6 separate regions of the Mus musculus genome follow, and all the other regions are linked to region 1. The links are chromatin loops, found by intact Hi-C in ENCODE. Cell type or tissue: left cerebral cortex. All regions are shown on one strand. Region 1 overlaps Scd3 (stearoyl-coenzyme A desaturase 3). Region 2 holds the start of Sec31b (Sec31 homolog B (S. cerevisiae)). Region 3 has its middle 11 kb from the start of Scd1. Region 4 holds the start of Scd1 (stearoyl-Coenzyme A desaturase 1). Region 5 has its middle 30 kb from the start of Scd4. Region 6 holds the start of Scd2 (stearoyl-Coenzyme A desaturase 2).

The links. A loop is a pair of places that touch in the nucleus more often than their neighbours do. Peaks named below come from ENCODE experiments on the same cell type or tissue, not always from the same donor. Only the 100,000 strongest peaks of a DNase experiment are listed, where the experiment ranks them.
Region 2: it touches region 1 in a loop (3-fold over the local background); 4 of 42 quality-filtered maps call a loop at or near these places.
Region 3: it touches region 1 in a loop (2.5-fold over the local background); 13 of 42 quality-filtered maps call a loop at or near these places.
Region 4: a loop joins it to region 1, with 2.1 times the contacts of the local background. A loop is called at or near these places in 12 of 42 quality-filtered maps.
Region 5: it touches region 1 in a loop (4-fold over the local background); 8 of 42 quality-filtered maps call a loop at or near these places.
Region 6: it touches region 1 in a loop (4-fold over the local background); 39 of 42 quality-filtered maps call a loop at or near these places.

Annotation. Positions count from the first base shown.
Region 1 is chr19:44,243,024-44,248,023 of GRCm38, reverse strand. It overlaps Scd3 (stearoyl-coenzyme A desaturase 3), which reads right to left. Exons shown (of 6, transcript NM_024450.2): 6 at 4,008-5,000. It also overlaps a transcript of Pkd2l1 not described here. Among named protein-coding and RNA genes, the nearest start is that of Gm35183, 27 kb to the left of the region's middle. In left cerebral cortex, a CTCF peak has its summit at 2,081 (motif pointing left); DNase peaks (open chromatin) are centred at 558 and 2,030; H3K4me3 peaks cover 1,370 bases; H3K27ac peaks cover 1,507 bases.
Region 2 is chr19:44,542,523-44,547,522 of GRCm38, reverse strand. Sec31b (Sec31 homolog B (S. cerevisiae)) reads left to right here and starts at 1,675. Exons shown (of 26, transcript NM_001033343.1): 1 at 1,675-1,735; 2 at 3,711-3,822; 3 at 4,134-4,257. The coding sequence starts at 3,744. In left cerebral cortex, a CTCF peak has its summit at 2,591 (motif pointing right); a DNase peak (open chromatin) is centred at 2,595; H3K4me3 peaks cover 800 bases.
Region 3 is chr19:44,416,700-44,421,699 of GRCm38, reverse strand. No RefSeq gene overlaps it. Among named protein-coding and RNA genes, the nearest start is that of Scd1, 11 kb to the right of the region's middle. In left cerebral cortex, a CTCF peak has its summit at 2,491 (motif pointing right); a DNase peak (open chromatin) is centred at 2,501.
Region 4 is chr19:44,405,512-44,410,511 of GRCm38, reverse strand. It overlaps Scd1 (stearoyl-Coenzyme A desaturase 1), which reads left to right and starts at 2,803. Exons shown (of 6, transcript NM_009127.4): 1 at 2,803-3,126; 2 at 3,752-4,025. The coding sequence starts at 3,103. In left cerebral cortex, a CTCF peak has its summit at 3,031; DNase peaks (open chromatin) are centred at 2,167, 2,581 and 2,995; H3K4me3 peaks cover 2,298 bases; H3K27ac peaks cover 1,269 bases.
Region 5 is chr19:44,361,232-44,366,231 of GRCm38, reverse strand. No RefSeq gene overlaps it. Among named protein-coding and RNA genes, the nearest start is that of Scd4, 30 kb to the right of the region's middle. In left cerebral cortex, CTCF peaks have their summits at 2,369 and 2,571 (motif pointing left); DNase peaks (open chromatin) are centred at 2,031 and 2,592.
Region 6 is chr19:44,293,463-44,298,462 of GRCm38, reverse strand. It overlaps Scd2 (stearoyl-Coenzyme A desaturase 2), which reads right to left and starts at 4,787. Exons shown (of 6, transcript NM_009128.2): 1 at 4,052-4,787; 2 at 3,277-3,559; 3 at 293-423. The coding sequence starts at 4,075. In left cerebral cortex, CTCF peaks have their summits at 2,512 (motif pointing right), 3,509 (motif pointing right) and 4,409; DNase peaks (open chromatin) are centred at 2,517, 3,053, 3,567, 4,472 and 4 more places; H3K4me3 peaks cover 5,000 bases; H3K27ac peaks cover 5,000 bases.

The DNA of each region.
Region 1 (5,000 bases):
CTTAGTGACTCTGGAGTGATCTCTTGTAAACATCCTTAAACGAGAAAAGGCTAGGCGGCTTCTCCCAGCCTGTACCTCGGTGGGTAAGGAGTCTAGAGACCGGTCCTGGGACAGTTTTGACAATGCAAAGAGGCAACGTCAAGAGTGCGCTTAAACACTGATGGTGGGGGTGGAAAGTGGTTCAGCCGCTGTGGGAAAAAAGTTGGCGTCCCCATGAAAGGTTGAAGAATTTATCGCAAGATCACTCCGATGCGCTCCTGCTACACACCCAAATCAGTAATGGTGCGACAATGCACCTAGCAGTGTCGCCAGTTGCACAGGGCCATAAAATTACCACCTCACTTTCCTCATTATGATTAATTTTAATTGTCAGGATTGAGAACCACCAGGGAGATACACCTTTTTGAGTGTGTCAGAATGGGCCAACTGAGAAGGGCGAGAGCCACCCTGAATGTGGGTGGCATCTTGACACAGGCCGGGATCTGGACTAGATTAAGAAAAGGCAAGAGGAGGTCGCAGGCTGCTGAACGCTGGCGCTTCCAGACTTCAGATACGCTATCACCTCATGCTCCTGCTGACAGAGCTGGAGCGCCTCCCTGCCATAGCTTTCTATGCGAGCCAAAAGGAAAGCTTCCTTCATTGTCTGGTCAGGTGTTTTATTAATAGTCGGGAGGAGGGGAGAAACGGATATACCTGTTTCTCCAAGGAATTAGGAAATAGACATTGGAAAAAGAAAATGGATCTATTTACAGTTTGGCCAAAAGTACGGGGATCTCCACTCCTTCCCAGGAGTGGCTGTACATCTTAAAATCTGTAGAATGGGCAGAGGCAAACATATGCAAATGCAACTGTGAACCGGGTTAACTGGAGGAAGGAGACTGTTCCCCGGGATAAAAAGACAGGCTGTCCTGGTCCTGTGAAGGTTCTATGCCCCAGTATAGGGGAATGCCAGGGCCAGGAAGAGCAGGAGTGGGTGGGTTGTGGGAAAGGGGGGAGGGGAGAGGGGATTTTCGGAGGGGAAACTAGAGAAGGGGATAATATTTGAAATGTAAATAAAGAAAATATCTAATAAAAAAAAGATTGAGGAAAAAAAAAAAAAAAAGACAGGCTGTGCTCGCTGGAGAGCTGGCTCAGTGGATAAAGTCCTTGGGGCTTGAGGGCCTGGTTCCAAATCTCCAGAACCCAAGAAAGGCCAGTTATGCTCTTATCACGGGCTCTTATCATGGGCTCTTATCACGGGCTCTTATCATGGGATAGGAGGGAGAGGCAGATGAATGTCAGGGCAGCTAGCTAATGTGGCAACTCTGAGGAAGCGGATAAAGAGCATTGTTCACACACAATGGGGTGCTAATAAGAAAAAAAATAAATAAAAGAATTTCAGTGCTGATTGGTGCTCCGCTGTCAACAGCTGTACAAAACACGCTTCAAGAGGAGAGCCAGATGTGGCACTCACAGATTGTATGATTCTGTCCCTGTGAAGTGCGCAGTAAGTCCAGAGAAAAAGGAGCGTGCTGTTGCCAACGGTGGGGAGCGGGCTTGGAAGGTGAGTGAGGAGAGGGGCCAGTGGTCAGGTGGTGTAGTGTCTCTTTGGAGAGAGGGCATGTTTTGAAAGTAGGTGTGTCAGCTCTACAACACTGTGAGTGTACTAATACCATAGCGCTGTTCACTCCCCCCCCCTTTTTTTTTATCGGTTTTACTTTAGAAGAAAAGTAAGTGATTTACAGTTACCGTAGCTTATACCAGTGTCTTCATGGGAATGGGGAGAGAAACTCAGCAGGATAGAATTGCTAGGATCCCAGTAGGGCGGTTTCTGACCTGCATATCATCAGGGCACTGACCGAACCCTCGGGGGAATCAAGACCAGCAGATTGTTGGAAAACTCAAGCACACCAGGAGTGTGTGGGGCTGTGATTCTGATCTGTATCATTGTCCACATCAAAATGGCTAATTTTGGTTTGTGAAAGTCCACATCATTTAAAATGGCTATATCAAGAGTAAAAGGAGGCGGTGTGTGTGTGTTCTAGGTCATCTAGAATTCTCTAAGAGTTCATAAGACCTACGAGCATTCTTGCGCCCTCTGCTGGCATTTTAAAAGAAACCACTTTCCTTTTTCTGACCAGAAATATTACTGATTCCTATGAGGAATGACCCAGAATTAGAACCTCGTTGGGTTGATGAGCAGGTCCTCACGTGGGCCCAGACCTACCAGGAGTCAGCACAGCCCTCCTACTCCTTTATAGCTCAGATAGAGAAGCCTAGGGAGGGGAATGAGGTGGAACAACCTGACTGTCTGTCCCAAGAAGAACGTTCTTTTTGTCTCCAGCAACTCCAAGGCACACTCTCCATTTCTCGGACCTTGTGATCATTATCGGAGTCCCTTGCTCCAAATTCACTGAGCAAAATAAGTCTTTGCCTGCATCATAGGAAGTTAATATAGTCACAAAAATTGGACTCACACTCACTGTGACATTTACCATGTTTTGTAGTAAAGACAGAACCAAAGCACACTCGAGACCTGTTCACTTCATTGCACACCGACCATTTCGCCACAGGGAGACTTCCCAGCAGCCCTTGAGCTGAGAATGTAATAGGGTAGACCATTAAAACTCAGCTGTGGTTTAATGTTTAAGATAATCTAATAAATCCAAGCACTGGGGAAATACAGGCAGTGGATCTCTGCAAGTTCAAGGCCAGCCTTGGATACATAGTGAGACCCTGTCTCAAACAATCAACCAAACAAAAGATTCTGTAGTAAGTACTTTTGCACTGATGTGACCAAGTAACTGTCAGAAATAGCTCAAGGAGGAAGGATTAATCTGGGCTTACAGTTTCAGAGATGGAGGGTCACGGCAGGGAAGGCATGGTAGAACAGAGCCCGTCACATCATGGGAACACAGAAGAGAATGATTCTGGGATCTGGTTTGCCTTTCTCAAGAACCTTCAGCACAACTAATAAACAGAATTATCTGTAGAGATGTTGTGTTGTCCAGAAGACATTTCAAACAACAATGTTGAAAAACCACCAATATGCCTCCCTAAGGCTGGAATGTGTGTAACCTTGTGGCTTGGAACTCCAGTCTCATCCCTAAACCAAAACAGCCTCTTAAAACCACCTTACCGTTTCATTTACAAAAGAAGATTCTCTTAAGAGAAGGAAAATAAACCAGCTCACGGGATTTCAATTTTTAAACCACGTTAAAAAATGTAGGCCTTACCTGGTCTTCAAACTCTGCTGTAAATTATGTCCTTTGAGGAATATAACGTAAAAAGCCACTGGTGCGTCTATATAGGTAGCTATTGCCGAGACACTCATGGCAGACTTTCTGAGTCTTCCCATGGTCTCTGATATCCTCTCTTGTTCCACTCTTGTTCTTTCTCGGTCCCTTTTCTCTCCCCCCTCTCTTCCTTTGGAAGAGCAGCAGTGTTCTTAACCATGGAGCTGTCTCTCCAGCCCCCTTCTAATTTCATGTCTTTTAATTTCATTTTTATTTTTTATATAGTCAACAAATTTCATTAGAATTGCTTACGTGATCATGAGATCTCTCTCTCATACACACACAGAGAGAGAGAGAGAGAGAGAGAAAGAAGAGATTGATCATATATCCCCAGGGAAGGGGACATGAGTCCCTCTCCTAGGCATGTCCAGTGGTGACAGACACAATCCTGGATAGATCTTTTGCAGGTAATCAGAGCTGCTGTAACTTCAAGAGTGCAACGGTGAAAGGCCTGGAAGTCAGTGATCTCGTCCACCCTAGCCTTTCCCTCAGGCTCTAATGTTGTTCTATCTTCTTCCCCGAGAACCCCGGCTTTGGGAAACTTGATGTGGGTGTCGCATACAGGGCCGCGCCTGTCACAGTCACACAGTTTCAGTGTCAGAGGAACTGTGAGGCTCCGAATTTACTGCTGGCCATTGTAAAAGAGCCAACAACCAAAGCCGCATGTAGTGTCACTTTTAACAAAATCTCAAATGTTCGATTTTACCAATAAAGACTCTGGAGCCAGATGCTGGGGTGAAAGTCTGCTAGCTCAGAGAGGCAGAGAAAGCACCCAGCTGACCTTCCTCCATAGCCAACATCCCAAAAGAGCAAGTTCTCTTCCACACCCTCTCAAAACCCCCTCAAACTGAATGTCCCTCCCTTCTACTTCTAATGCGTCTCTCCATCCGTCCTCCTGGCTCCCTCTCCCTCTCTCTTTTTTTTTTCTCCTATGTTCAGTCCCTGTCAACTGGTTGCTTGCTCTGCCTCTTGACCTATGGTTGACTTTATTTAAAGCTGTTTACAGAAAGCTTTTTGGATTAAAGATGAGTGCTAGGGCCGAGCCACACCACGATTAGAAGCAGTCCCCCCCCCCCCCCCAGTAAATTACACAATCTCAGGGTTCACGGTGTGATCAAATATCTTGCAACACTAATCTATGGGCAAAACTAGTTGTTCAGAAAGCAATTCGATGGATATATTACATATAGGAAACAACAGTAATAGCTTCCCCAGTAAAGCCTTGGAACTCCACAGCTGTAGCGTTTTTAAAAATTAGTAGCAATGTGTGTGTGTGTGTGTGTGTGTGTGTGTGTGGTGTATATGGGGTACATATACACAAGGGGTACACATGTGCAGGCCACAGGACAACTTTTGGGAGTGAGTTCTTTTACCTTGTTTTTGAGGCAGGGTCTCTCTTGCCCGGCTACTCCTAGGTGGCTAGCCAGGAAGCATCTAGGAGGTTCTCCTTCCTGTGCCCCCATCACTCCGAGGTCTATTGGAATTACAGTGGGTCTCGCATTGACTCATGAGTCAGTGGGTTACCCTCCTACCAGACTTGCTTCTCTCATGCTGGTGGGCACATTGCCGGACCACTTGCTTGTTGAATACAGCGTCCACAGCTGAGGAAGATGAAAACTAATTGATGAAAACTAACCAACCCGTGTTGCATCTTTCAGCTGTTTCGTTAAACCAGTCGTATGCAACGGAGATTCACTGACCTAAGATAGTCATAAACCTCACACT
Region 2 (5,000 bases), 300 kb before region 1:
GAAATGATGTTGGATATTCTGGGACTGGAGTTAGGCAGTTAGAAGCTGCAATGTGGGTGCTGGGACTTGAACCTTAGGACTTTAGTGCGATTTCTTTTGTGATGCTCCATCAGTGTGGTTGGTACTTCTGCTTTATTCCCTAATTTGGGAGTACTTTCCAAGGTTCAGCTGTGTGTGTGTGTGTGTGTGTGTGTGTGTGTGTGAGAGAGAGAGAGAGAGAGAGAGAGAGAGGAAGAGAGAGAATCTCCTGTAGCCCTGGGTGCCCTTGAACTTGCTGGGTAGCTTGGGTACCTGAAGATGACCTTGAACTTTTGACCCTCCACCCTGAAGCCACCACGACTACTGGTTTCTCTAGTGCTGGGAAATAAAACCAGGGTTTCAAGCCTTAGGGCAAGCAAGCACTCTCAGCCAATCCACACCTCTAGTTCCTAAGGCTCAGACCTTGTTCACTCCCCAACTCCACCCCCATCACCGGCTCACCTGTGATAGGACACTTAAAAAAAAAAAAAAGTTAAATGTTTAGTTGTAGCAAGAATGGTCCTGGCACAGATGGTGCCACACATGGGTGTCTATCTGGTTTCAGAACTGCCCATCAGATAATGGGCACCCCAGTTTCAGAGGTGACCCGGGTAGAACTCACCATGCATCAAGTGGCACTTTTGAACCAACTTGGGCATCTTCACCTGCCACAATTACCTCCACAGTTATCTCAACTTGAAAAGCATCTGTGATATCTTCACATTCTCTTTTCCTCTGCCTCAAGGTTTTAACTCTGTTATCAGCGACACCGGGTCTCCCTTGCTCTTGGGCCCCGGCTGTCTTGAATCCTTTCCTTTCTCAGTCAGGAGAGCCAGGGCAGCTCTCCTTCAGTCACCAGTATTAATCCTGACTTTCTTCACCGGTCCCTGGGCTGCTCTATTCCTCTTGTAATTGGGTCCCTGCCTTCCTCTCTTTTTTCTCCAAAGGGATCCATACTGCCAGATACAAAATACAATTGCCACTAGTGCCTCTGACCCAATAATTTTCAGTAATTCCCTGTTAACCGCAGAATTAATTGGTATTCCACAATTTATCTATCAGTACTTGTTCTTGATCAGTCTCTTTGACTTACTGTATGGGAAATGCCAGCATGCCCATTAGCTGCTTTGGCCCCCCTTTTTGCTGAAATATCACCTAGTGTTCTTTCAGCTCCAAGGAGTAATGCCCATGTCATGTGCCTGAAATCTTCCATGAAGTGCCTGGTTCACAGTTGTCTCTTTTTCCACACACAGCCGTTAATCAGTTTGTGGACACCCTCTACTAGTAGGCTCCAGTGTGCACCACTACTATTTACAACCTCGATTGCTTTTTAGCTAAATAGATCACACTGAGAGCTCATGGGCTTCCCTCACTTTAATAACTACATAATAAATTGAATTAGTGTTTTCCCTTTCTATACACAGGAGCCTGACTCAAATAGAATAGACTAGCATGTACTGGTGTGGGGGCTAGAACTGTGCAATCCCAGGGCAAGTGAGGCAGGCCCTGCTGGGAAACCTCTGCGCTATCGCTCTCGGTGCAGATTAGTGTTGAGGAGCTCAGCTAGGCGAGCAGAGGGAGTGGGTCGCCAGCTGTGGCCAGGGCAAATTGACTTTTGGCCCTCGGCAGCCGCCGTCCGCAGCGCGGTGCGCCCTTGGTTGGGACAGGACCGGCCCAGGCGGTCGCCTGTGACCCCTGACCTGGGCGCTCGGAACAGGTGGGTTTCCCCTGCGGGTCTGGGGTCCCGGAGCACCGCTCCTCCCACGGGAGGACGCCGGGGAGCTCGCCTTGACCACACCCGGGCTGCCACGCCTCTGGAGCACCAGTACGAATCCCCCCAGCTGGACCCGGTCCCGCTCCCCTTGCCACACAGTGTCCCCAACCCCGCCGAGGTCCAGCAGCGCTGCGCGCGCCTCCGACTGCCCCCCAAGCCTTGACTTGACCGGGCCCTCAGCCTGCACACTGTCGCGGTGCCCTGGCCAGTGGTAACTGACCGTCAAGCGCCTTGTATGGCAGTCAGCAGGCGAGAAGCCGTGTTGACCTTCTCCCTAAGGACTGGACTGCCAAGGGTCGTCCTCCCTGATAGTGGTTCCCCGACCCTATCAGCCCGCCACTGCTCTGGCTGTTCTGATCCTAACGAGGGTTTTTCTTATAAAATGATGCCTCAGAGCAAAGTGGATGAAAAGAGCATTTCTCAGCCGGGCGTGGTGGCGCACGCCTTTAATCCCAGCACTCGGGAGGCAGAAGCAGACGGATTTCTGAGTTCGAGGCCAGCCTGGTCTACAAAGTGAGTTCCAGGACAGCCAGGGCTATAAAGAGAAACCCTGTCTCGAAAAAAACCAAAAAAAAAAAAAAAAAAAAAAAGCATTTCTCCCGTCCTTCTGTCAATGGTTTAAGCACGTCATGAAAGCTTTGCTTAAATTAATATAATGGTTAAAAGCACGGGGTTTACATTGCGGCTTAGCCGGCTGTTTTCTATGTAAAACAAAGTAACAATTTATAGAAATTTCTAGTTGTGCCTGGCAAATGCGCTGTTGCTGGTCGCTGCGCTTCTGTACAGGATGGTTCTGACCAGCAGGTGGCACTGGTGACGAAATAGTGTAGTTCGCTGGTCACTGATAAAGCGGAGCTTCAGGAGTTTAGAAGCTCCCAGAAACAAGCTTAACTGACAGCCCCAAGCTTTTTTCAAGCTGGAAAGTACAATAGAGATTAAGTACTATTATCGCCTGCTTTTATAGGTGAGGCTGACCTGACTGGGTTGCTCAAGCAGGTCACAAATAGTTCTAAGTGTCCTTCTTTACCTTTCAGCCCTTTCGCTGGCCCGTGAGGATGAGACCTTGAGTATACATTAGAAGTGGAAATCACAGAGTTAAAATGAATGCGGTGTGGGGGCTTCACACTTGCCAAGTAGAGACAGGACGATCATTCTCAGTTACCTAGCAAGTTTGAGGCCAGTCTGGGCTACGGGAGACCATGCGCCCCCTCCCGCAAAAGGAAAGGGTCTGAAAAGATGGCTCTGTTGGTAAGAGCACCCGCTGGGTTCCCGGGGCGCTCACATTGTAGCTCACAGCCATCTGTAGCTCCAGTTCCAGGGGCTCCAACACTCTCTTCTGGCCTCTGAAGGCATTAGGTACCCGTGTGGTACACAGACATACATGCAGGCAACACACACACATATCTATGAATGTTATAATTTTAAATATATTAAGATAAGTTCTTACTTTGTATGTAGTCCACGCCAGGCTTGCCTGAACTTATGATTCTAATGCCTCAGCCTCTTGAATGCTTGGATCATAGATGTACATTATAGCTAGAAATATTTAATTATCCATTTCCCTTGGGAATTGGTACTCAGAGGACAGATGTGTGTCAATGACATAAATACAGGGTTCCCTGGCACAGATACAATATTTAAAACCAAGGGAATCAGGCAACGTCACTGAGAAATTACCTAGTTTGATGGTTATTGTCGGTAGAACTGTAGTAACCAATGTTGATTAAAGACCTTGGGAGTTTAGATAATCAGTTTTAGCCATTGGGTAAGCGAACTGTCAGATGAGCTTGTTTTTCTCATTCTGTTTTTTGCTGGACTACTTCATCTTGTAGAGAAGAGAGACCATCTCTGTGTCCACAGACGCTCCCTGGATCACTGGCCCTAAGATTTTTTTTTTAATTATTATTTCTATTTTTAGTGGGCCAAAGGTCATATATGTTTCCCGGAAACCATGAAGTTGAAAGAACTTGAGAAGCCAGCTGTCCAAGCGTGGAGCCCGGCCAGGCAGTACCCTGTGTATCTGGCCACAGGTACGATGACACGACAGACCAGGAGCTACTAGAAGTCAGCCATCAAAGGAAAACTCAGTATCTAGAATTCCTTAATGACCATGAGAGACAGCTGTAGGATTATGTCAGGTTGGGTACCTGGTAACAGCCTTGGACTAGGGCCTGAGGGCGGCACCTCATGCTTTCCTTGCGGTTACCTCTAGAGAAAAGGATGCTCCTATCTCTCTTCTGTTCTGTTTCCTCCCCGCTCCCTAACCTATTAGTACCCAGTATTTTCCCATGCATACATTGTTGCTCATTTGCTGCCTCTTCTTTCCTTTCCATGTGACTAGGAACATCTGCTCAGCAACTAGATGCCTCCTTTAGCACAAATGCCACCCTGGAAATATTTGAGATTGATTTCAGGGACCCTTCTCTGGACTTGAAACACAAAGGAATTCTTTCTGTCTCCAGCAGGTACTATGTTGGGTCTATGAGTGGGTATTCAGGTCAGACCCTGATGGATATACTGATAGAGGGTCCTAGGGGTGGTGTGTGCAATTCAGGGATCATGGGGGTGAGAAGTATGGGGAACAGGAGTTATGTTTCAGAGGAGGTCGTGCTGGTCAAAGGGACTTGAGAACTAACCACTTTCACCTTACTAGGCAGTGGCAGCAGCAGCAGCAGTATCAGGCAGCGTGCAGGTGATAGAGCTATCTTGCACAAGCCAGGACTACCTGTATCAGGTCTCCTTTTGAACCCATGGACATTGATTCCTCCCTCCCTTGGCTTTTGTTAGGACAGCAAGCTTACACAATACCACACTCTTCTGCCAACAAGGAGGATGACGAACGATCTCTCCTCATGGCTCTTGGGTGTTGATTGGGTGTCGCAGGTTTCGTGGCTCTTGCGAGCTGGATGCTCTGCTCGTAGGTTTCTTGGCTGTCTTGTGCAAGAGCAATGAAAAGAGGATCATTGATCCTCTCCTTTATAATGGCAGAAATGGCTGCAAGAAATCCTTGAGGAGCTTGGTAGGAGAGCACTATCACTGGGACCCTTCAGATTCTACTCAGTCCTCAGAATAAGCCTGAATTAGACATGCCACTACTTCCATTTTACATGGGCGATGGAAGCCTTAAGAAGGTGGACTTGGAATGGAAGCATGTTCCCATCTGAGTGCCAAGTCTTCTTCCTAGTATGTCACAGCTTTTGTCTTTAGA
Region 3 (5,000 bases), 170 kb before region 1:
AATTTGCTTCAACCTGAATCACAATTTAAGAACGATTCTTTTTTCTGCAGATGTCTCACCCTAGATGAATGTCTATTTATCTAAATTATAATTTATTTACGCTATTATGCCATAAAACAGATGGGGGCAGACAGTATGTGTGGAGTGAGGACCCCCAGACTCAGGCTGCCTCTTGACCAGCTAAGCAAAAGCTCATATATAGTTCGTGTCAGCCTCAAGCTCACAGCAATCCTCCCGCCTCAATTTCCCAAGTTTTAGGATTATAGGTATGCACCATCGGGTCATGCACCCCTTTTCTGCCCTGTGGAGAGGGTTGTGGAAAACCGAGCTCCCCCGAGATTCAGAAATAATTTGTGCCCACAAGCAGAGGAGAGCAGACCAAGTTCTAGGGATCCTCAGGTTGGCTTGAGGCAGCCAGGAGCCCTCGTGGTCACAGGAACATGAGCCGAGCTGAGCCCAGATACCTGCATCAGATCCTTCCCTCCAGGTCTGCAACCAGCCTCATTTCCATTACGAAACTGGGTTATCTCCTTAGAACCTGGAAAAGGGACAGACGTTCATGAAAGGATGAGACAAGCAGGCAAAAACACCCAGAGATTCGGTTTCTGTTTGAGAATTGAGAAATGGTGGCTCTTTATCCCTTCGTCTCTTCCACCTTCCAATCCCAGATCTAGGACTCAGTCAGCATTGTTGACAACAGCTTCTCTTACAATGATAAATTTTAACAATGAAAAAAAAAAAAAGCTTAAATAAATTACGACGTAGTTTCAAAAGGAGTGATCCTGGAAGACTTACTTGTGTTTTGGAATGATATCCAAGGTCATAATAAAGTATTTACCACGTACTGTATTGTCACATATACCTACCGTGTAGCGGAGTCTAACCAGGATAAAATAAATTTGAAAATAGCAGTGGTCATTTCTAGGCAACTCCGGGTGCTTTTCAGCTCTGCCTATTTTTTTTCTGCAACATTTGATGTTTGTTATAGTTGGAAAACAATTGCCTAAGGCAGGACAGCAGTCTGTCTTTCTGAGACTTGAGGGTTGTTCGATCCTAGACTCAGAGATTCCTCTGCAGCTCGGCAGGCCATTGTGGCGTCCTCCAGACAGTGGGGACATCCTATGAATGGCTTCCTCATGGCTTCCTCTCTGCAGGTTCCAGCTGGAGGGGGAGGACTGTGGTAGGATGTGTGCTGAGTGTGACAAGAGCCAGAGTGAGAGGGACAGCAGCTCCCAGAGATTCACAGGAATGGGAATGGAGCTGGAGGGAAATGGCACTGAGGTGAGCTTTGTAAGTGGGAAGAAAGAAAGGAAGAGAGAGAGAGAGAGAGAGAGAGAGAGAGAGAGAGAGAGAGAGAAAAGAAAAGAAAAGAAAAGAAAAGAAAAGAAAAGAAAAGAAAAGAAAAGAAAAGAAAAGAGACAACAAACAAAGCAAGCATGCCTGTCATGCACTTAGCACCCAGAGGCCAAGCATGTGATAATATATTATCTCAGTTAACTCTCATATAATCTGTGTGTGTGTGTGTTATTCAAATGTGTGTCCATGTATGTGTTATATACAAGTATCTGTATTTGTGTGTTGGATACAAGTGGGTGGGTGTGTGCTAGATACAAATGAGTGTGTGTTGGATACAAGTGAGTGTGTGTGTGTGTGTTGTACACAAGAGTGTGTATGTGTGGACGGGATGGCCGTGAAAGTCAGAAGTTGGCACAGGCTGTCACTACGGCTACACTTTCTCCTTGAGACAGAGCCTGTCCCTGAACTTGGTGCTCACCTTTCAGCTAAACTGGTTGGCCAGTGTCTTGGTTGTTTTGTCTGTATTTGTCAACCCAACACAAGCAAGAGTCACCTGGGAAGAGGATCATCGGTTGGGAAATTACCTCCATCGGATTGCTTCTGGGCAGGTCTGTGGGCTGTCTTCTTGCTTAATGATTGGTGTGAGAAAGCCCAGTCCACTGGATATGGCGCCACCTCTGAGCGAGTGGTCCTGCGTTGTGTGATAATCAGGGCTGAGTGCACCACGGGGAACAAGCCAGTAGCCAAGCTTCCCCCACAGCCTTTGCTTTCGCTCCTTCCGTCAATGATCAACTGTGACCAGTGTAAGCCAAATAAGCCCTCTTCTCTCCACGTTGCTTCTGGCCATGGCCTTTATCACGGCAATAGAAAGCGAACTAGAACAACTGGTGTGCCCCAGGAGCCTCACAACTCTCCCCCCCCACACACACACACCCTATCCCCAACTCCACTGAGGCTCCAAACCCAGGGCCTCATATTTGTGCAGCAAACACCTTACATGCCGAGCTGTCTCTCAGGCCCACCTCTCGAATTCATAGAATATCATGGGGTCAGTGTTCGTGGTCAGAAGAAACTGGGGTTCAGAGAGATTACTCGCCATGGAATTAATCTTCAGTATCAGGACTGTGATAAAAAGGAAAAACATCTGCTTAATTCACACAGAAGACCTTAATGATGCTTTTCCCGGTATGGCCACCAGGTGGCAGCAGGTCCCTAGGACCTACCTCTGTTCCCACTATGGCTCTCCTCCAAAGGGGTCCTAAACTGGCACCAATTCTCCCCCCCATCCCCTTCCCTCTGGGTAGCTGAAAGCTGTTGTCTGGCTCTGCCAACAGATCCTAACCCCCAGGGATTGGTCACTCGAGGTGTCTGGTAGCCCTCTGGGTGGAGTTGGGTCCTCTGAGAAGCGGGCAGAAACTACACTACCTTGCAAGCCTTCTGGAGAAGAGGTGGGGCTGAGCTCACAGGAGTCAGTGGCTCAGATGCTCACTTCTATCCCTGAGCGAGGGAGATGGGAGTAGGGAGTTGGTGAATTACTGTGGTGTGGCCTAAAAAGGTGGGAATTTGTAAAACTTTTAGCGAGTCAAAATCGGCCACCAGAGGTGTCCTGTATCCGCCAGGACTAGGCTTGCTTTCTGATTGGCCTCTCTGTTTCTGGGTCAGGAGCTATGAAGGGGAGTGTGGCCTCAGGTACACATTGCTGGTCAGTGGCTCTCCCTGTAATTGGAGCTCCGTGATACAGGCCTTCTCCTTGCGGCCTCCTTTGGAAAACTGGCAGGCTCCGCTCTTGGGAGTGACCACCTGCTTCCGACCTCTGAAGGGAGACGCCACTCCTTACCCCCCACTTTCTGTGCTGACCACCCTGCCTTCTGCCAATACCTTCCCAGCAATCAGAGCATAATCTCCGCACCCCTCCCTGAATGGGACCCTGACGCTGGACACCCAGACATTCTCACCAAGTCCACTCTGGCTCTTCCTACATCGTTGATGCCTTCTTGCTTAGAGTCCTTAACTGTGGATGCCTGCCAGCCTCAGCACCCCTGACCCAGGCCCAGACACCAGCCTGACTTGGCAACAGGTGGCTTGGCCAGCATCAGGTCTCACACCATTTTTGGACAACCAGTTTCTCGGATCACTCTACCCGGTAGCAGAGTCAACAATGAGGTCACTGCCACGAGCAAGACCAAGTAGATGACAGGCAGCCATCGCTTTGCCAGGTGGCCCAGAGGGCAAGGTTATTATAGGGCAACAGGAAGAATATGCTGGCACCTACCTGACTGTGGAAAAAAGGTTTGTGAAGAGAGTGTTAGGGAAGAGAATGCAGGGCTGCTGGGATTGTCCTGGGAACCAACAGATCGCAAACCCCCTCTGAGTTTCTATAGGTGTTCTGTAAGGTTGGAAGCATTGTGGTGAGGCTGAGCTCTTGACCCCCACCCCCATGGAGAGCCCACCTGTGGCTCTCTAATCCACTAACAGGCATTCCCCAAGCACCTATTATACCCATTTTCCCAAGGAAGTTTACAGATCCCAGGCTGCCGGACTCCCAGACACCAGAGGGGTTCAGAAAATGGCGCATCCCCACCTGTATGATGGGTACACCTTTAGTAAATGCGACCTTTTCTCTCTGCATCCTTAGCAGCACACGTTGCTCCAAAGGAATTCCCCTCCTTGCCTCCTAACACCCAGGAACTTGACAGCCTGGCTTCGGAGAGCTGTGGGCTACTCACTAACCACATGATTGGAAACTTTCTGCTGCAAGGGCCTGGTTTCTCTCTCTCTCTCTCTCATCAAAGCCCCTTGACATACTGTCTGTTTACCTTGGGGACTGAACTCACCTGGGAGCCTCCACCATGCTGTCTGTCTGTCTGTCTGTCTGCCTGTGGCCTTAATACTCTTCTAATGAATCTCTTACCCAAAAGAAGTTTGCCTCAGTGGTCCCCCTTAAACTCCAAACCTTCCACTGTTTTAACAGAAGACAGAGACTGCAAGAGCCTGTCTGAGGCCAACAACATGGCCAATCCAGAGCCCCTTTGGGAAGAAAGAGGAAAATAATCCTGGTCTTTGAAAGGGAATCCAGCCAGACCCTAGCAGGGAACAGCACGAAAGGCCTGGAAACGCACCACAGTTACATTCACTTGTGCCTTGGGTTCCAAAGGCAAAGCTGTGGACCTGGTTGGGTTTTCCCTTTCCCATCTTGGGCAGGGAGGCAAAAGGGATTGGAAAGCAGAGGAGAAGACATTTTCTAGACTTTTCAGACTGTCCCTTACTTAGGGGTCAGGACAAAGGGGTCTGTTTGGAGTGTGTCCATAGGACACTGGGTGGTGGGAGAAGCAAGAGAAGCGGGGGGGGGGGGGGACTGGTAATTCCTTTCAACTGTACTTAGCAGATCTGTTCTGTGGCTGGAAGAACCATGTAGCAAGAAAAACGTGCAAAGTCCCTGCATGCATTATCAGACTTAGATTCTGGTACCTTTCTGCCACAGGATCCCCAACCTTAGCAACTTTTCTGAGGATTAAAGAACAAAGGTAGCACCCAGGTGGTTGTCACAGAGTCACAGAGCTAAGATCATAGTACACAACATTAAAATGCTGCTCCATCCTCCTCGAGCCTGTTTGCTCACCCTGCCCAATTTTAGGGGTTTCTCTGTCTAGAAGGCCTCTCCTTCCCTAAACGGTTACCCCACTTGACAGGCTGTTTGCGTCTGT
Region 4 (5,000 bases), 160 kb before region 1:
TTTCCCGGACCTGCCCTCAATATGTACAATCTTGTCGGAATAATGGGCCCAGCGTGCTTGAGAGGGACTGAGTGAGCGGCCTCCGTTTCTATGAGTGCCCTCCAGTTCTACGAGCGGCCTCCGTTTCTATGGATTCTTGCTAAGGTCTGTGTGTTTACTTAAAATGGCTAAGTGGGACCTGACTTTTACTTTTTCCTTGCTCTCTTTTCAATCTCTTAGAATTTAAAGACTCCGTTGGTACCCAGAGGAAAGCTCTAATGCCCGTCCTCATCTCTAACTTACCTTCTGCTTTCCCTTCATCTGCACTAAAACATGTGCTGAATTACAATGCTAAAATTTGATTTATTTAGAGAAAGGACCTCACTATGTAGGTAGCTCTGGCTTGCCTGGAACTCAGAGATTTATCTGCTTTTGCCCCCTGAGTGCTGGGATTATAGGCATGTGCTGAGAGTTGTAAGTTATATTGTAAAAAAAAAAAAAAGAGAGAGAGAGACAGCTCAGTAGTTAAATGTCCTTCATTGCTCTGGCAGGGGACCAGAGATCAGTTCTCAGCACACATGTCAAACAGCTCACAACCACCAGTTATTGCAGCTCCAGGGATTCTCATACCTCTGGGCACATGTAACCCACCCATAGAGACATATAATTAAAAATAAAAATAAACATTTAAAATATATACTATAAGCAAATCGTATTTATTTAGGCGTTCTAGCTAGTCACTGTCCTAATAATTCCTGATACCAACTCGTGTGTTTTTCCACAGTTTTCTTTCCTATTATGCAGTCTTAGTGTGTGCTCGGTTGGAAGCTCCTGAAGTCTACAGTGGGTGCCATGTTACAGTCATATAAGATTACAGACAAACCCGGTCCCTACTATGTCTCCACTCCAGTTAGAGACACTGAAATCAACTCTCTCTTACCCAACGTTTTCTGGGGCCCCAAAGCTTTCTCACTAGCATAGCAGCTTGATTTTGGAGAGAGGTAGTGGACTCCTATACTGCATGCTGTCTTGGGTCTGCCCTTGTCTTTTCTGGCAAACGTGTGTTACAGTTTAGTCCAGGTAATATCCCCAGATCTAGGGGATAAGAGCAGAATGAGGGAATAGGGGAAATTCCCAGGAGAACCTGGCTGCTGCTATTGTCAAACAGGTCTATGTAACCCTGAATGATCTACAATTTGCTTTGTAAATTGGGCTTAGTGGCACAAACCTTTATGCCAGCACTTGAGAGGCAGAGACAGGCACACCTCTGAGTTTGAAGCCCAGCCTGGACTACAAAGCAAATTCCAACATAGTGAGAGCTACATAGAGAAACCGTATCTTAAATTTTTTTTTCAGAAGAAAGAAAGGAACTATGTAGAGTAGGCTGCAAAGCCATTGATATCAGACAGACAGACAGACAGGCAGGCAGGCAGGCAGGCAGAAGAAAAGCGAGAAGAGGAAAAAAAGAAAAGAACTCACTATGTAGACCAGGCTGCATTTGGCTTTTTGAGACAGAGTTTCTTTGTGTAGCCCTGGCTGTCCTGGAACTCACCTTGTAGACCAGGCTGGCCTTGAACTCAGAAATCCGCCTGCCTCTGCCTCCTGAGTGCTGGGATTAAAGGCATGCGCCACCATGCCAGGCCTGCCTTTACCTTTGAGCCACTCATCTGATACTCAATTCCTAGCTCCACCATACACTGGCTAAGCGTGACCACAGGTAACCTCAACTCTTTTAAATTTCACTTCCTTTTTAAAAAGACCGAGGAGCTGGACCCAGCTCAAAGGCAGACACAGATCTATGAAGCTTGAGGCCAGTTTGGTCTACACTGTGAGTTCCAGGACAGTCAGAGCTTCAGAGACCTTGTCTAAAAAGAAACCAATAACAGTAAGTACCAAGGAATACCTACTGCTCAGGGTCAGTGTGGGTTCAACAAAAAGGAAATTCTTGAGACTTCTTAGGGATCGCAAAGTGCCTGTTTGCTATTCGCACCGCACACTCAGGCCCTTTGATTCCTTAGTCCCTTTTCTTGGAATCTCAACGTGAGGATCTAAGGAGCTCTCAAACGTCCCGTCCCGTTTGAGGAGAAGCAGCTAGGATTGGGCTCTGGCTCCCAGCAGAGGCGGTCCCCGGCAGACGGAGCCCAATGAGTGAGTGCAGTTGTAACTCAGCGTGTGCTGTCAAGAACGCAGCAGCAACCGGATGCTGGCTGAAGGGATACACTATTGTTTTCCCGGGTCAGAGCCCTGGGCGCACCCTCATATCCCAGTCTCCCGGGGTTTCTCTTTGCTGGTGCCTGGAAGTGGGGGTAGATGTGAAGTTAGACCGAGTTGTGAGTGGCGGTAGCCAGTGTCTTCCTCACTTCTTTCGATGCGATTTCCCCAGTGAACCATTTGCTAAGCGCCAGACCAAAGTCCTAGGCTTGCACACAATTCCTACTTGGAATCACGTTATCCTGCTCTTAAAGAAAAGTCACCCATCAGCCCACAGCAAAGAGGATAAGGAGAAAAAGAGGGGAGGAGAGAGCGAGAAGCTAGAGGCAGAGGGAACAGCAGATTGCGCCTAGCCAATGGAAAAGGCAGGACAAGGTGGCACCAAATTCTCTTTGGCCAATGACAAGACGGGCTTCACAGGAGGCACATTAGCATTTATCCCCAGGCAGGGGGTTGGAGCAGCGCGCCCTGTTGATGCCTTCAGCATCCCGGCGCCTCCAAGGTCTACTCTGGAATCTACTTGGCTTTCTTTCCCGTTCTTGGTCCCGCCCTCTCTCTCTCCCTCCCTCCCTCCCTCCCTCCCTTCCTCCCTCCCTCCCTCCCTCCCTCCCTCACCTCCACGCCTGGCTTCCTTGGCTAGCTATCTCTGCGCTCTTTACCCTTTGCTGGCAGCCGATAAAAGGGGGCTGAGGAAATACTGAACACGGTCATCCCATCGCCTGCTCTACCCTTTAAAATCCCAGCCCAGGGAGATCTGTGCACAGCCAGACCGGGCTGAACACCCATCCCGAGAGTCAGGAGGGCAGGTTTCCAAGCGCAGTTCCGCCACTCGCCTACACCAACGGGCTCCGGAACCGAAGTCCACGCTCGATCTCAGCACTGGGAAAGTGAGGCGAGCAACTGACTATCATCATGCCGGCCCACATGCTCCAAGAGGTGAGCTTCCAGAAGCGGCCCTCGCTCCTTGCACTGGCCACGCAGCTAGGTGACTGGTCCCGGGAGGAGAAAGTTGAGAGTTCTCCGGACTACTGGGCTTTCTCGAATTCTGACGTGACCGGTTGGTTGAGAGGTGTAGATTGTAATTTGGGCAGATGAGTCCCAACTTTCGTGCCTTTAGCTTTAAAGCAGCGGTTCTCAATTTTCAAGATGCTGCGATCCTTTATTTACTACAGTTTTTCATGTTGTGGTGACCCCCTCCCCCCCAACCATAAAATGATTTCGTTGCTACTTCATAACTTTAATTTTGGTACTGTTTTGAATCGTAATGTAAATATCTGTTTTCCGATGGTCTTGGGCTGCCCCTCTGAAAGGGACATTTGACCCCCAAAGGGGCTGAGCGTGAGACACAGGTTAAGAACCGCTGCTTTAAAGAAAAGCCCGTCCTACCGATACTTGTATAACTTACACGGGGATCCCTTTGTGTGTTACTGAGGCTATAAATGTTTCATTCTTCTTTCCTATTTCTCTCTCTCTCTCTCTCTCACACACACAACACACAGAGAGAGACAGAGAGAGAGAGCCCCACAGATCGGCCTCCCCCGACTGAATTTTTTCTTTGCAGATCTCCAGTTCTTACACGACCACCACCACCATCACTGCACCTCCCTCCGGAAATGAACGAGAGAAGGTGAAGACGGTGCCCCTCCACCTGGAAGAAGACATCCGTCCTGAAATGAAAGAAGATATTCACGACCCCACCTATCAGGATGAGGAGGGACCCCCGCCCAAGCTGGAGTACGTCTGGAGGAACATCATTCTCATGGTCCTGCTGCACTTGGGAGGCCTGTACGGGATCATACTGGTTCCCTCCTGCAAGCTCTACACCTGCCTCTTCGGTGAGCAGCGCCCCTTGTCTTGGGCCAGTGCCTCAGATTTCTCTTTGCTCTCTAATAAGGTACCCTCTGACCCAAGGCAGTGGCTGCTCTGTTCAGATTTCCCCAGCCTTTTTTTCTGGTTCCTTGTGGGACTTAACATGAATACTGAGTCCCTGTGCAGGAGACTGGGAGGGGTCTACCTGAGGCAGAGAAGCAACTCTCTCTGAACAAGCTTTTCTGTATGAGACGCTTGCTTAAGCTGTGCATCCTGGCCCCACCTGACCCAAGAGAACCCAGCCCTACCTGAGAGGCATGGGAAATCCCGTGCTAGTCAGGGACAATTGTGGACTACTCTTCAGCCAGGGCAGGGAACAGACCCCGAGGACACTGTACCAGAGCAGTCCTTGAAAAGAAAGGGACAAAAGGCAGTTATTTCCACACAACTATTCTGACTCCAAACTCTTGACTAGACCAAGCTGGTTTGCCTTGGGGAAAGACGATGCAGGTTTCTACAGCACCCAGTCTCCAGGTGGGTGTTCTGCGCCAGGTCATTCTCCAGGGTGCAGCACCTGCGAATCAGCAGCATGTTAAAAGAATGAAATAAGGTTCTGGTTCCATTCCCACATCTAGCCTGCTCTTGCTGTGTCCCCTGAGACCATGAAGTGCGAAGGACCCAAAGCGTTCGGAAGTCCAGTCCTCTTGCCCTGGTGACCCCTCCTTGGCAGAGAATGGACTTTCAGCAGCCCTGCCTCTAATTCAGCTCCCCGGGGATTCACTGGGTGTGGGCCACCTCTGGGATACATTTGAGCTTTACATGTGGTTTCGTCTAAGAAACCTGAGTTGGGAAGGAGAAGCAGGGGGTCTCTCAGAGAGGTCCCCTCTCCTTAAGACATGGCAGGTTTCTCTGGAACAGTAATAGCTGTGGGTATTTTGTGGCAGCTCTCTCAGAGCATAAGGTTGGGAGAGGGATAGTTAGCCAGGTATTAACTCTTCTGC
Region 5 (5,000 bases), 120 kb before region 1:
CTGGTCTACACAGGCACCTACACTTATGTGCACACATATTCAAGCCTTACACGCGTTGCAACTAAAAATAAAATAAGTAGAAAGTCAGAATAAATCTTAAAAATAAGAGGTTCAGGAGGTAGCTCGGTAACACATTCATGCACACACAAACACACACACATATGTCACACACATTACTAGTGAGAATTCAAACTAGCACGGCCTTTACAGGAGACAGTAGAAGTACCAGGAGAGAGTTTGACCGGGTTTCTGTCTAAAGGAGATGAAATCAGACTATCAGAAACACCTGCACTCCTGAGTTTACTGAAGTCCTGCTCATAGTAGATAAGACTCCCAGTCAAAAGGAACAATATGAACTTACCAGTACCCCAGACTAAACCACCAACCATAGAGTACACATGGTGGGACTCATGGCTCCAGCTGCATATGTAGCAGAGGATGGCCTAGTCGGTCATCAATGGGAGGAGAGGCCCTTGGTCCTATGAAGGCTTCATGCCCCAGTGTAGGGGAATGCCAGGGCCTGGAAGCAGGAGTGAGTGGGTTGGTGGGGGGGGGGTGTGGTGGAGATAGGGGGTTTTTGGAGGGGAAACCAGGAGAGGGAATAACATTTGAAATGTAAATAAAGTTGGGCAGTGGTGGCGCTCTCCTTTAATCCCAGCACTTGGGAGGCAGAGGCAGGCAGATTTCTGTGTTTGAGGCCAGCCTGGCCTACAGAGCGAGTTCCAGGACAGCCAGAGCTATACAGAGAAACCCTGTCTCAAAAAACAAAACAAAACAAAAATAAATGTAAATAAAGAAAATATCTAATTTTTTAAAAAAAGAAAAGAAAGAAACCCAGTCAACCCAGATGGGCATGGGAGGAGCACTATCTAAGGAATCTGTGGTATGCTATTCAGTCATAAATGCCATTCAGCTATAAAAGGAAGAAAAGCCCACCATTTTTAACACCGTGGGTGGACTTGGGGGTCTTTACATTAAGTAAAATTAGGCAGACACAAGCTATGATTTCACTCAGATGTGGAATCTAAAAATGCTGAATGATAGCTGAGAGTTGAAGCTGAGAACAGTCCTGGTGAGAAGCTGGGGAGAACAGGAAGGAAGGAGGGCTAGGGTGAGGCTGGTCGTGGGTTTGATGTGCGGACAACAGTAAGTTTTGGGGTTCTATGGCTCACTGGGATGAAAAGAAAATGTACCGATATGTCTGTCTCCTAACAAGGAGAAGGGACTGTTCTTCTGAAGGTCCTGAGTTCAAATCCCAGCAACCACATGGTGGCTCACAACCACCTGCAATGAGATTTGAGGCCCTCTTCTGGTGCATCTGAAGACAGCTACAGTGTACTTATGTATAATAATAAATAAATCTTTAAAAAAAACCAAGGAGAAGGGAGGATTTCAATGTATTTATTCAACATGAAGAAATAATAACATTCCATCAAGCTGGCATGAGGGCTTAGCGGGTGCCACCAAATCAAGCTGGCATGAGGGCTTAGCGGGTGCCACCAAATCTGGCAGAGTTTGATCCCTGGAGCAAACTGACTCCTAAAAGTTATCCTCTGACTACATGTATATGGAGGCACATGCACGCACACACACACACACACATACACACCTACACACACACACATACACACCTACATAAATAAATATGACTTAATTTTAAAAACTGCTTGAAGGTGATGGTCTGCTAATTATCCTGACGTAACCAGCACACAATGTGTACATTACCATCACAAAAATATAAAGTGCAATCATTATATCAATGAAAGCAATTTAAGTTTAAAAAGAGAAGAGAAAGCAATCTGGTAGGGGTGTTAATATGTACGCTAGCAATATTATTTCTAGCTGCATCAATTTAGTTCCGTTATTCAACATGGCACTGGAAGAGCTGTGTCTACCTAAATATCAGACAACTTTTGAAAAAAAGTGTGTCTGTGTGAAACGAGGGGGTGGAGTGCAAAGCAGACAGGAGCAGGGTGACTGTGCCAGAAGTCAAGGCAAATGGTGTATAATTAGAAGACACAGTGACACAACCCATATGTCATCAGGACGCCTGACTCACGTGTAGCACAAATATAACTGTTCCCAAGATGTGCCTGAGAGGAGGCGCAACTGTCGATGTGATCTTTGTTGTTGCTAATTATTTATTTTATCAATATGAGTGTTTTGCCTACACGTAAGGATATCAGATCCCTAGTACTGAGGCTTCAGATGGTTGTGAGCGGCACCGAGATTCTGGGCATCCGTCCGGGACCTCTGCAAGTGCAGCAGATACTATTAACTGCTGAGCCATCTCTTCAGCCCAAATATTTGTTTTTAAAGTCACAGAGGCCGGGGAAACCCATACTTTTACCCTACCCAGGAAGGCACAGACATTGGTTGTAGCAGGCTTCTCCTTTTTGTTTCGCCTGCTAGTATTCTAGTTTCAGAACGCGGAGCTTGTGGTTTCTGACCTGGCACAGAAGTGGCTTATCTATCCTGAAGGCCAACCTGGTCAGCACGTAAACACGTAGGGACGTGCTGCCCCCTGCAGGACACGTGGGCACCTGCAGCCCCATGCTCTATTAAAGTGCCATCCTGCGATGCGCATAGCGCTGTAGTGTTTGTTGCTTTCCATTGTGCGGCGCTGCTGTTCCAAGTGTCACTTGTCCTGCCTACAAGGGACAGGAAAACTTCATTACTGAAGGAACCAGGCAGGGAAGTAGGAGAAGGGGGAGATTGAGGAAGGAAGCTAGCCGGCTTTATGCCCACGGACCTTCCTTAGAATTTCCCTCATCTGACCCTTTCAATGAAGGAAGCCACTCCCACTCTCGGCAGCCTGTTCATGGGATGCTTCCAATTGGCTCCCCATACATTCGCCAGGGGAACTCTCTTACAGACTTCCAGATTGCATCCCAAGGAAGTCTGACTCCTAAATGTGGGGAGGCACCTGGTCACATCTTCCTAAAATCTCACCAGATGATATTGATGTGTGGTTTACAAAGAAATGGGAAAGCCGAGGGCAGCCTGTTCAGTTCCCTGACGCCCATTTAGTGAGTGGCCTTGTGACCCACCTTGTCCCCTTCAGTGTATCCTAGGGAGGGAAACAGGACAGGACCTGGCTGTCCTCAGCGTCAGTCAAATCTGGGTTTGTGTCCTGAATTAACAGTTTCCTCGCTGTGGGATGATTTAAAATGTCTCCTAATGTTTCCTGTTCCTGACAGCAAACGGAGACAGTCACCTGCCTGCCTTCGAGACTGCTGTAAGCCTTATACGTGATCCTGGGCTGTACTGAGCACCCGGATTGCCTGTGTCCGGTGGGTGCTTTTAATTTAATTTTTTTTTTCGAGACAGGTTTTCTCTATATAGCCCTGGCTGTCCTGGAACTCACTTTGTAGACCAGGCTGGCCTCGAACTCAGAAATCTGCCTGCCTCTGCCGCCCCCCCCCCCCCCCCAGTGCTGGGATTAAAGGCGTGTGCCACCACACCCGGCTTTTTAATTTAATTTTATTTCTTTACTTATTCACTTTACATCCTGCTCACTGCCCCCCTTCCAGTCACCCCCTCCCACAATCTTTTCCCTTCTCCTCTGAGCAGGTGGTGCCCCCTCCCAAGTTCCCTCCACCCTGGCACTTCAAGTCTCTGCAAGGCTAGGCACTTCCTCTCTCCCTGAGGCCAGGCAAGGCAGCCCAGCTAGAAAGACAAATCCCACGTACGGGCAACAGCTTTTGGGATAGCCCACATTCCAGTTGTCCAGGACACACATGAAAGCCAAGCTGCACATCTGCTATGTATGTGAGGGAGGCCCAGGTCCAGCCCGTGTGTGTTCCTTGATTGGTGGCTCAGACTTACTCTTAAGCTCCAAGGGTCCAGGTTAGTTGACTCTGTTGGTCTTCTTGTGGAGTTCCTATCCTCTTCAGGGCCCCAATCCTTCCTCCTATTCTTCCATAAGAGTCCGCAAGCTCCATCCACTGTTTGGCTTTGGATGTCTGTATCAGTCTGAGTCAGCTGCTGGGTATAGCCTCTCAGAGGACAACTTGTTCCTGTCTGCAGGCATAGTGGCATGTCATTAATAGTGTTAGGATTGGTGTTCCCCATAGGATGGGTCTCAAGTTGGGCCAGTTATTGGTTGGCCATTCCCTCAGTCTCTGCTCCATCCCCCATACCTGCATTTCTTGTAGACAGGATAAATTTTGGGTTGAAAGTTCTGTGAGTGGGTTGGTGTCTTTATCACTCCACTGGGGTTCTTGCTCCGCTACAGGAGGTGGCCTCTTCAGGTCCCATACCCCCAGTGTAATGAGTCACAGCTAAGGTCACCCCTATCAGTTCTTAGATACCTCTTACATCCCAGGTCTCTGTCTCATCCTGGAGATGCCCCCACATCCTCATCCCTGTCAGTCACAGATTTCCATTCATTTTCATGGCCATCTAGCCATCTCTCCTGTCCTTCCCCACACCTGATCCTGAATGCCCCATCTCCCCTCTCTCTCAATTCTACCACTCCATCTGCCCATTATGGCTATTTAATTCTCCCTTCTAGGTGAGATTCAAGCTTCCTCCCTTGTTCCTTCCTGTTTAAGCTTCTTTGGGTCTGTGGAGTGGAGTGTGGTACCTGTATTTTACAGCTAATATCCACTTATAAGTGAGTACATTCCATGCATGTCCTTTGGGTGACCTCACTCAGAATATTTTCAAGTTCCATCCATTTGTACTCAGATCCTTCTGGCTCACCCCGACAGCCTCCTGGGGTCTCACTCCACGCCAACAGCCTGGACAGCAGAAAGCCTGTGTCTTGTTCACAGCATCCTATCTAGAGTGTCTTCATTTTAACTCAAGGAGTCTGGGGAGGGCAGACCCTGTGGATCACTGCTTCAGGACAACTTTGCTTAATTTTTTTTTCAAGACAGGGTTTCTCTGTGTAGCCCTGGCTATCATGGAACTCACTCTGTAGACCAGGTTGGCCTCGAACTCAGAAATCCGCCTGCCTCTGCCTCCCAAGTGCTGGGATTAAAGGTGTGCACCAC
Region 6 (5,000 bases), 50 kb before region 1:
TAAGAAACCAGAGTCAGTGCTCAGCTCTTGTGTGCCCTTTATACTAAAGACCCACAACTGCCAAGCTGTGTGACACCCCTGGGACTCTAAGATGAAAAGTGACCCGGCACATGGGGACCCTTTCTTGTTTCCCTTTACAAGTGACTCTATGGTATATGGACTTCAGCACTGATCTTCACTCTAGGGGACCACATAGCAGTAGAAACAATGGCTGTCCTAGTCAACTATCCAGACCTTGATCCCTGACTACCCACCCCTGGGCGGAGACACAGCCACAGCACCCACTTCTTACCTGGAACGCCATGGTGTTGGCAATGATGAGGAAGAGCCTCAGGGGCAGCCGTGCCTTGTATGTTCTGTGGCTCCACAGGCGATGAGCCCCGGCTGTGATGCCCAGGGCGCTGATTACATAGTACAAATACGCTGTAGGACCAGAAAGTTGGGTGTCACCAACAAGCCAAGATCCATAAGGGAAGTATGCCAAAGACAGGTTCCTGGCACCCGTCAGCTTCTCAGTTAGCCTTTGGGTAAAGGCCTGGTTTTCCCTGCAGCCCTGGGGCGCACTGATTTGTAGAAACTTCATACATTTTAAACATTTGGTACCACTGGTCATCACGAGTCTGGCTATCACTGGGTTTCATTCCCAGGGCCAATGTTCTTTGACCTCTAGCAGTCCTCTAAAGATTTCTGGTCAGGAAACTGCATTTCCTCAACTTAGAACCCATATCCAAGGGCAGTTCTGAAGCACCAGCCAGAACAGCTTGGGCAATGGCTAACTGGAAAAGACAAGCAGTGGCATACTGAATAGCTAACTCTACACAAGGCTTTTAGCAAAGGTGCATTTCAACACCACAGCAGCATAACGGGAAGTCAGATTTGCATAGTGGCGCAAACATTACCAAGGGTACTAATACTCTCATATTCTCCACACACCTTGAACAAGGTACTACTAGTTGTACCAAGCACTTTTATTAAAGAAACAGATTCTGGAAAAGGTCGTCTGTCTACTGTTCGAAGGTGAGTTTTCCATCCGCCATCACCTGTTTCCGTTCTACTACTCAGCCCCTAAGATCTGCATATCCACTCCCTCGTCTTGTTTCTCTCCCTGGCCATGGTCCTGTCCTTGCAGAATGTTAGATGCTCAAAGCTGGCAGAAAAACACTGCTTCACTGTCCTTGAAGCAGAAAGGCTCAAGAAGTGACAGTCCTGATATCTCACTGGGACAGAGAGCGGTACAGACATCTGACACCCTCCCCCTATTTGCAGAACTAGGGAGCAGGGGCCTTGGTAGAATAGGCTAATACTGGCTCCCTCCCAAGGAACACCAAGAAACAAAGGACCTTCACAGACTACAGAACTTAGTTGCTACTGGAAACACCCCACATTGCACCAACTGCTGCGTCCTTCTGCAGTCAGATAACATGTTTCCTGAGACCCCTCTCTCCTCCTTCCCAACTCCCGTACCTCCTACAGGATCCCAGGAGACCAGCCACGGATGAAAGGCCTTCCTATCTGGAAAAATCCTAGGGTAACCAGAGCCCTGCATCACGGGATGGCTTTGGGCAGAGCCAAAGCCCTTCGCTGAGCACCAAGGGCTTATGCTGCAGATGACCCAAGTAGACTGGATCAAAACTCAGATGATGGGGTAGAGGGGTGTGTGTGTGTGTGTGTGTGTGTGTGTGTGTGTGTGTGGTTGTGCGCACAACCACACAGGACACACAAACCTAGGCAGTCTTAGGCCTCTTCAGTCCACCTCTCCGTCTAGCAAACAGGAGACTTAGATCCCTCCCCTGTCTGCCAGAAAAGTGTTCACAATGGTGGGTAGGAACTATCTCTTTCTTAGCTTTAACTTCAGAATCGGGATGGGGAGGGGGAGGGGGAGGGGGTGGAGCTTTGTAAAATCTCTCTGTGCTGTCAAAAGCACCTATTCGGCTCCAGAGTTACGGAGTCCACAAAGGTACAAAAGACTCTTAAAGCAGCCGAGTCAGGAAAAGGCTGGCAGGGCACACAACTATTCTAAAGAAGTATTCCATTCCTACTTTTGACAAAGATGTGAAGACTATGAGTGGGAGCTGGGTGGTGGTGGCACACGCCTTTGATCCCCGAACTCAGGAAGTAGAGGCAGGCCGATCTTGCAGTTGGAGGCCAGTCTGGTCTAAAGACCCAGTTCCAGGACAGCCAGGGCTACACAGAGAAACCTTGTCTTGGGAGAAAAAGTTTGGTACCTGGAAAACTCTCAAGAATCGAATCTCACCACTTATAGGACCTAGGAGGACTGAGGCAGAGAGACAGCCAACAATGAGACAACCAGCCTTTCTATACACTGTCCTGCAAGAGACCTGCCATTAGTACCTACATGCAGATACTGTTCTAGAAAATCAATTGTTCTAAAGAAACCCTTGCTCTCCGCTTCTCTGAGAGCAGCAAGAGGCCCTGACTATAGATGCAGTCCCTCCTTCCTGGTTCAATGTTCAGTTGTGTAACCACCCGCAAAGCACATGCGTGTCGCTAGGGGGCAGCACTACCCATGGCTCCCTGGGCAGCTGAGCTAGGCAGGTCAGTGGCACAGGGGCACACTCATCACAGTTGGGCTGTGGCTGCTCCAGGCTCTCTTCCTGCTCAGGAGGTATGTGTTAGGTGTGGAGAGAAAAGTGCCACAGCACAATGTGGACAGGAAAAGAGGGGCAGAAGGCTGAATAGAAGGTAAAACCTTCCTGCAATCTTATTTTATTCTAAGAATGGTCTGTTGACTGGCTTGTACCAAATCGTGGTACCATACACCTTTGAACTTGGATATACAGGAGCCTTCGTCATCTTTCTCCAGGCAAACCAGCCTAGTCTGGCCAGGCAGGAAGTCCAAACAGTTAGGCTTATAACCTACCCTCTGTTCTCTCTGCCTAAAACAGCATCCCATGGCTTTGTCCCCTCACTGGACTCAACAGGTTACCCACTAGGCCCGTGGTCTAGCTCTTGGCTCTGACGTCTCTGAGGCAGGCCCTGCTTCTCTTGTGGCAGGCAAAGCTGGGACAGGTGCCATCAAGTGACTCATACAGAAAAGCCTGCTCAGAGACCTCTGCATCAATGTTATGAGACTCTCAAGACTCAAGTTCCCCCCTCCCCCCATTCTTAACACCACGAGGTTCTTTGCCCAGTCCAGCTGGTCCAACAAGAACCAAAAAGAAAGGGCCACTGCCTTGGGTCAGAGACCAGAGGCCACCTCTTTAAAGATCAAGGAGAAATCTGAAGTATTGGCCCAAGACAAGGGGTGCTGCTCACCGAAGAGACAGGTGTAGAGCTTGCAGGAGGGAACCAGTGTGATCCCGTACAAGGCTCCCAAATGCAGCAGGGCCATGAGAATGATGTTCCTCCAGACGTACTCCAGCTTGGGCGGGGGCCCCTCATCATCCTGATAGGTGGGGTCATATAGATCATCTTTTAGTTCAGGGCGAACATCTGCTCCCCAGTGGTGAGAACTCTTTTCAAACTTCTCGCCTCCATTCTGCTGTCCCCCAGAAGGTGGCGCTGTGATTGTGGTGGTGGCTGAGTAAGCGCCAGAGATCTGCAATGAGAGGGGGTGGAGAATTAGGGACTGCAGACGCGTGGGGGCAGCAGGGGTTACTTTCCCTCTAATATAACTGCGGGAGAGATGCAATAACGGCCATACCCCAGTGCCAAGGTTGCATGACTGTAGAGCGCACCAATGGAACACGGAAATGTGCAGGCCATCGGGAATAAGCCTTATGATGAAGGGGCAGGAAAGGACGCTTTATTAGCAGCACCCTTAGCAACTCACAAAGGAAAATCTGCGCATATCGAAAAGAGGTCAGGTTTTACTTTAAGAAACACAAGTTGGGACAATCAACTGTACTGAGTAAAAATCCGGTTATCACCCGGTCCAGAAACAATCTATCAAGGTTGAGCAATTCGGAAATGATGGCTAAATGCTCCCAGCTGCTCTGAACTCTCTCCAACCCTCAACAGCCACCCACCTAGAAGTCCAATCTGCAACCGCCAACCTGAGGAGGGGGTGGGGGGTGGGGTGTAAGCTCACCTCTTGCAGTATGTGGGCCGGCATCTTGGCGTCGGATGCTGGGGTCACGTTCCCAGGGATGAGAACGTGCAGCGAGCTTCAGACCTCAGCGACAAAGGGTGCTATGACTAAGTTTCTGCAGCCCGCTGCGCGGTACAAGCTCTGGGCCAGAGCTGGCAGTGGGGTATTAATGTCCTGTATATCCTTAGGTTCGTTATATTGATCAATGACCAGATAAAAAATCAAAAACTGGCTGGCCAGGGCAGCCGCGGGCGGAGATAAGGATAGAAAATGAGAGGACGCCAAAATCGCAGCTTGCAGCCACCGGTGTCCAGGAGTCAGAATACTGCAGACACCAACACCGCATTGTCCCATCCCTAGCCAAGCGGAGGGGGGCGATGCTAATGAGGCCTTCGTAAACTCTGGCTAGTCATTGGCCGATGGGAATTTGGTACCACCTCGTCCTGCTGCTCTCATTGGCTCTGCACAATCTGCTGTTCCCTCTGCCTCCAGCTCCGCCCCCCCCTCCTCCCTTCTTTTTCTGCTCCTGGCTTCTCACCCATCCCCCGCTGGTCCTCCACCCAGCCCCCACCCTGCCACGGGGGCGCTTCAGCGCTTTCTCTGGAAGAGAAGACCCAATCTAGCAGTGGGGGTTGGCTACCGGGGCAGGAAGACGCGGAGAGGTACATAAAGTGGGAAAGCCACTAGAGCGCCGACCACTTGCAACTCCATCCGGTCTTTGCATTTCCAGAGGCGCGTGGGAGGGGAAATGGCTACCACCAACAGAGAGCAAAGCTGAGAGGGGCCTCCCTCCCCAACAGGCGCCTCTGTAGTCCCTTTTGGAACAATGGCTCAGCCTTGCCCACCAGCTCCAGGATGCTTACCAGATAATAACTCGGAGCTCTGGTACTGTAATCAAGTTTTCATAGATCTGTGGCTTGCCCATTCACACTGGTCTGGGTCACCATGG